Regions from separate parts of the Homo sapiens genome. Here region 2 is linked to region 1. Evidence: read pairs that join two places in POLR2A ChIA-PET (ENCODE). Cell type or tissue: IMR-90. All regions are shown on one strand. Each heading gives the region's core, and the rest is flanking DNA. Links, peaks and the distances in the headings are about the cores only. Region 1 has its middle 15 kb from the start of LINC01787. Region 2 has its middle 120 kb from the start of DPYD-AS1.

Region 1 (2,926 bases), core at 270-2,769:
GTTATTTGCAGCAACATGAATGGAAGTGGAGGGCATTATGTTAAGTGAAATACACCAAGCACAGAAAGACAAATATAGCATGTTCTCACTCATATGTGTGAGCTAAAAAGGTGGAGCTCATGGAGATAGATAGATTTCCAGAGGCCAGGAAGGGTGGGAAAGGAGGGAATAAAGAGAGATTATTAATGGGTACAATTATACAGTTACTAATAGATAGAAGAAATAAGACCTGGTGTTTGATAGATCAGAAGGGTGACTATAGTTAACATTAGTCTATTAAACATTTCAAAATAGCTAGAAGAGAATAATTTGAATGTTCCTAGCATAAAGAAAAGCTAAACATTTAATGTGATGGATATCCTAATTACCCTGATTTGATTATATGAATGTATCAGATTATCACATGTACCCTGAAAATATGTACATCAATTATGTCTCAATAAAAATAATTTTTAAAAATATGTAAATGTTGGATAGTTGGCTCAAATCCTTCTTGAGTATCCAGTTTTTTTCCCCATGAACCTGACAGCGTTAGGTTAATATTCATGAATCAGGAGAATCATGATGGTGTGCCCTGGATGCTTGGAATGTCCTTAAATTGTGGTAACAGAGAATTTTAGATACATTATAAATAATTGTCTTGTCACACTAACCTTAAGCTAACAAAGATTTGAGAACTGGATTAAGTTATCTTTCTATCCCCAGGACCTAGCAAAGTTCGGAACCTATTAGGTGACCAATAAATATTTTTTGATGAACGGGATCATGGATAAGCAAATGATGTCTATTCTGAGATAGCTGGTGTTACAAGATGATTTGTCCATATAAAGATCTGTTTCACACATTGATTTCATTAATGCAGTACTTTAACCAGGAAACAGGCCATTCAAGGTAAAAGTTATATAACACAAAAGAAAATGGAATTTTCCAAACAGATATTCTGTGAAGCATTGTTCATATACTATAGAAGGTAAAAATAAATTACTTTTAAAAAAAGTGCTGTGTGCAAATAAGTTTGGGAAGGACTGAGCTTTTTTACCCCTTATTTATTTAGGTCTTTCACATCTTTATTATTTTATTAATATTATTTTTAAATTGATAGATAAAATTGTGTATATTTATGGTGTACAATATACATATGTTGTGGAATGACTAAATCTAGCTAGGAAGGTTTTTCTTTCAGTGCAGAAATTCTTAGAACTCACAAATTATTTAGATTTGCATTTGGCTGCATGTGACAGGGATCTGATTGCAAAGATAAAAACAAGTAGGAGTTTATTTTTCTTATGTAGAAAAATAAATGCAGACACAGTCATCCAGAATGGAATGTCAGTTCCAGGATGCCTCCAGTACGCAGTCTCCTTTCTGAATTCTCCTGCAGCCTCCCTGGCATAGTGTGGGGCTTTCTTTCTCATGCTCATACGGTGGCTGCTGCACTTCTAGGCAGGAAACACCTGAAAGAGTCCAGGGTGGAAAGTGGAGAACAGGAAATATGTTCCTTTATTTCTGGAAAGAAATATATTTTTCTCAGTTGTCCACTTAGTTAACTTGTGCTTATGTCTCACTGCCAGGAAATAATAGGTCATGCAGCTATCACTAGCTGTAAGTGAGTCTGGAATAAGCAATATTTTTAATTGATGCATTGCTGTCCTAAAGCAAAATCAAGGCTCTTTTAGTTAAGAAAGGAAGAGGGAATGGGTATTGGTCTGCCAACCAACAGTGTATAAAACTAAGGTGTATTGTGACTTCCTAAAAACGGGAATATAGTCTTATGTGTTATTTCTTCACCTTGTTTTTCAAGATCTCCTTTGAGAAGGCTTTACAGGCATTCTGGCAAGAATATAATTGACATCATGACCGGAAGGTGGCCTGTCACTGACTTTAACCTTCCCAGCATATAATTCTGTCCTCTCTTAGGTAAATAATCAGAGACATTAGCTTTTTTCAGACTGCATTTCTGAAGAATATGGGCCTTACTTTTCTTAGGTTACAATACTCTAGGAAGGTCTAGGTCAACTGATAAGGATGCTCCCATATCAGGGAATGATCTCAAGCAGGAACACATAAGGATCTATTTAAAGCGAACAAACAAACCCTAAATAGAGGTAATCCCTGCTCTGTCTGGCTTCTTAATTCTCACAGTGAACGAAGTAAGTAAACTGGAAAAAGTATCCGCCAAGATAGTTTTTGTCCAACTGAGGTGGGATTGATGGTGGCAATGGTCTCGATTTGCTTACTCCTTCCATTAAAGACACTGAGTCTATACTAGCCTTGGCATAAATCATGTGTGGAACCAACAGTGTGCCAGTTCTGAGCCCAGGTCTTTAGAGGCCCTGTGTTTTTCTTCTTGTTGCCTCTTGCTGCTCTCACTTTGCCATGAGAATAAGGCTGGATGAGCCTGCTGGTGAGCAGTCATGTGGAATAGAGCAAGATGGCACACGCTTGTGAGCAAGTTCATCCAGGGTTGACTGTTTAATTGCCCTACAGCTGGCAATAGACACATAACTAAGTCTTGATGAGCTCAGCTTCGATCAATAAAATGCTTAGTCAACCTAAAGACTTGTGAGTAAGAAGAGTTTATTGCCATATGCCAGGGGGATTTTGTGTTTTCTGTCATGGCTGTTACACGGCATTACTGTGGTAACAGATAACTGATACACTAACCCAGCTGAGAAGGGGTGTTGAACAAGTTGTGAATAAATTGGAGTGTCTGGAATACCATTACTGCTATTGTGTCTCTTCTCTGCATTTCTTGCCTGAACTTGTTTTGAAAATTGCATCCTAACTTGTATATGAATCTCCTGAATACTCTTTGCTCTTTATTTAGTATTATCTTTACCACATCTTTTGAATGTTGTAGGTAACATTACTCTTTTAAAAATAATTTTTATTTTCAAAAATAAATATTTTAAAATCATATAATAAG
Region 2 (2,926 bases), core at 238-2,737, 580 kb before region 1:
CAATAGCAGGTACTTTACATGGCAAAAGGAGGAACAAGTGAGAGAGAGAGTGCAGGGGGAGATGCCACACACTTTCAAATGACCAGATTGTCAGAACTCACTATCTTCAAGATCCAGAGTTCTGGATCACAAAGACACCACCAAGCCATGAGGGACCTGCTCCCATGATCCAAACATCTCCCACAAGGCCTCACCTCCAGCACTGAGGATTATAATTCAACGTGAGATATAAAGGGGACAAATATCCAAAAAATATCACTGGGAATGAGGTTATGATGCTGGGGTCTACAAGGAGAATGCAGGATATAGGAAAAGTCCCTATCAAATAGGACGAATGAGTAAAATAAAAGCCCAATATTTCCAGCAGTGAGGCATAGCAGGAAGAAAAGAAGCAAAGGTAGAGAGTGCAAGTGCATCTAGATATGCAGACAACTCTCCTTCTCTGCCCCCTTCCTGTCATGGAGTCATATCCCAAGAGGGGATGATAACTTAAAACTTACAGTCATCGGGGAACTCAGGAATGCTGGGACAAGTGCCAGCATGCTATTTGAGACTCCAGGTCCCTAGGACATCCTCAGCCTTTGGAACCAAGCCAATTCCCCATGGTGCAGGATCAGTAGCACAGAGGCAGCCCTGGGAAGAGGCCAGATGGATGAACCAGAGGCTGAAGTGAGACTGGTTAAAGCAGAGGTGACTGATATCTTGCTAACTGGCAACTTGAAGTATTCAGGAGAGAGGGGGCTCATAAAGGAGACTCAGATCAATTACAGAACACAAAGACACACATTGTCCCAGCATGCTAGTGTGGTTTGAGTATATTCGTGACCCCACTACTAATCTACAGGGAGTGGCACATGGGGAAACCCATGTCGGAAGAGATGGGAGAAATCAACCTGTCACTGCAACTCCTACCCTGCACCAGGAGATCTGAGTCCTGAGAGTTCTCCCAACCTGTCTGTGTGACTCTCCCACACTGTAATATTCTACTCTGTATCTCCATGCTTAGGTCTTTCTCCCTTATCAGAATGAATCCAATAAATTGTAACAATGCCCTGAACAAGAGAGGTTTTTTTGTTTGTTTGTGTTTGGTTTTGTTTTTGTTTTTGTTTGAGACAGAGCCTCACTCTGTTGCCCAGGCTGGAGTGCAGTGGTGTGATTAGCTTACTGCAACTTCTGCAGGGTTCAAGCAATTCTCCTGCCTCAGCATCCCAAGTAGCTGAGATTACAGGCGCCTGCCACCACACCTGGATCTTTTTTTTTTTTTTTTTTTTTTGAGATGGAGCTTTGCTTTTGTTGCCCCCACTGGAGTGCAGTGGCACGATCTTGGCTCACTGCAACCTCTGCCTCCTGGGTTAAAGCAATTCTCCTGCCTCAGCCTCCTGAGCAGCTGGGATTACAGGCGTCCACTGCCATACCCAGTTAATTCTTGCTATTTTTTTTTTTAAGTAGAGATGGGGTTTCACCTTGTAAGTCAGGCTGGTCTTGAACTCCTGACCTCAGGTAATCCACCCGTCTCAGCCTCCCAAAGTTCTGGGATTACAGGTGTGAACCACCACACCCAGCCAATTTTTTGTATTTTTAATAGAGACAGGGTTTCGCCATGTTGGTCAGGCTGGTCTCGAACTCTTGACCTGAGGTGATCTACCTGCCTCGGCCTCCCAAAGTGCTGGGATTACAGGCATAAGCCACAGCACTGGGCTAACAAGAGAGGTCTTAAATGTCACCTGGGTGGGAGGGAGGGAGGGAAGCATTCTGGGATCAAGGGGATACAGGGTTCTACCAGGGCAGCAGATAGAGAGATGCAGGGAAGAGGTTTGCGACAGCACTTGTTCACTCTAATGCCTTATCATTCCCTGCCTCTTAAATGAAAATCCCACAACTGCTCTCTCAGTTCTCAGTGAAACCACACTACTTGGTTTGGTGTTGAGTTTGTGGTTATAATTTTGGACGAGAAAGCACTAAGCTGTCTGACTAAACAGTTTTCATCATTTTCTTCAGTATTTACAAGGTTGTGCGTGCAGATACTGAATAAACAGACACAGGAGTGAGTGTCTAAGAGAAAAGTACATATTGCAATTGTTTGTTTTGGAAAAGTAATTTCCTCTATCAGTTCATTTTCATCAATTTTATCAATTCACTTAAGTTGCCTAATCCAAATGATACGCCACATATTGAAGCAGAAATGGAAGGGTTGGGTGTTTCGAATCTCTTTTAGTCCTCCGTATTCCTGCACTAAAAATCCCAGGCATTGCCAGCTACAGACTTGACTCCATTTTCATAGCTCTCAGTTTGGGATTCACGAGCCTATTGTGTTACTGAGCTGCATGGAGAGGAAAAAGCCATGTTCATCCCTTCAAGCTGTCTGTAATCATTATGTGATGCGATGTCTCACCCAGGTTCTGTGACAATATGTTGCACAGGAGTTCCTAACAGGAAAACAAGGGAAGCTTTCCTGTATGCTGCTAGAATTGGTGAATATTCCCAATATTTTTTAAAAAGCAAGGTCTAATCAGAAAATATATGATTCCCTTTCTTGACAGATTGATACCCAAAGCAGATTTCACAGATATACTAATTTTAACAAATCCATCTTTGGAAATTTTTTATTTACAGAACTCATCGCAGCCTCCTCTTAATGTAATGAGATTTCATAATGAAGTCCAAATACAATCTGGTAGAGGAAAAGGGCATGTAACACTGATTCTAATAAGCCTGACTAAAATCAATAATGTTGTTAGTTTCCCTGAAACCAGCCTGCATTGGCTCACGGAACTATGTTCTGCCTAGAGAACAGTATTAGTGGTTTATGTTATATTGGGTAGATTTCTTCCATAGGAGGAAAAAAGATAGAAACTTAAAGAAATTAAGAAATGTTTTAAAATGTGTCTTTAGGCTTCAAATGACCACAAATTTGTTGGCTTCTCTC

The links. Peaks named below come from ENCODE experiments on the same cell type or tissue, not always from the same donor. Only the 100,000 strongest peaks of a DNase experiment are listed, where the experiment ranks them.
Region 2: POLR2A ChIA-PET joins it to region 1 with 5 read pairs; 2 of 35 experiments call an interaction of 5 or more read pairs at or near these places.

The regions. Positions count from the first base shown.
Region 1 is chr1:96,387,548-96,390,473 of GRCh38, reverse strand. No RefSeq gene overlaps it. Among named protein-coding and RNA genes, the nearest start is that of LINC01787, 15 kb to the right of the region's middle. In IMR-90, for the core only: no CTCF peak of the experiment used is centred there; a DNase peak (open chromatin) is centred at 1,313.
Region 2 is chr1:96,971,447-96,974,372 of GRCh38, reverse strand. No RefSeq gene overlaps it. Among named protein-coding and RNA genes, the nearest start is that of DPYD-AS1, 120 kb to the left of the region's middle. In IMR-90, for the core only: no CTCF peak of the experiment used is centred there; no DNase peak of the experiment used is centred there.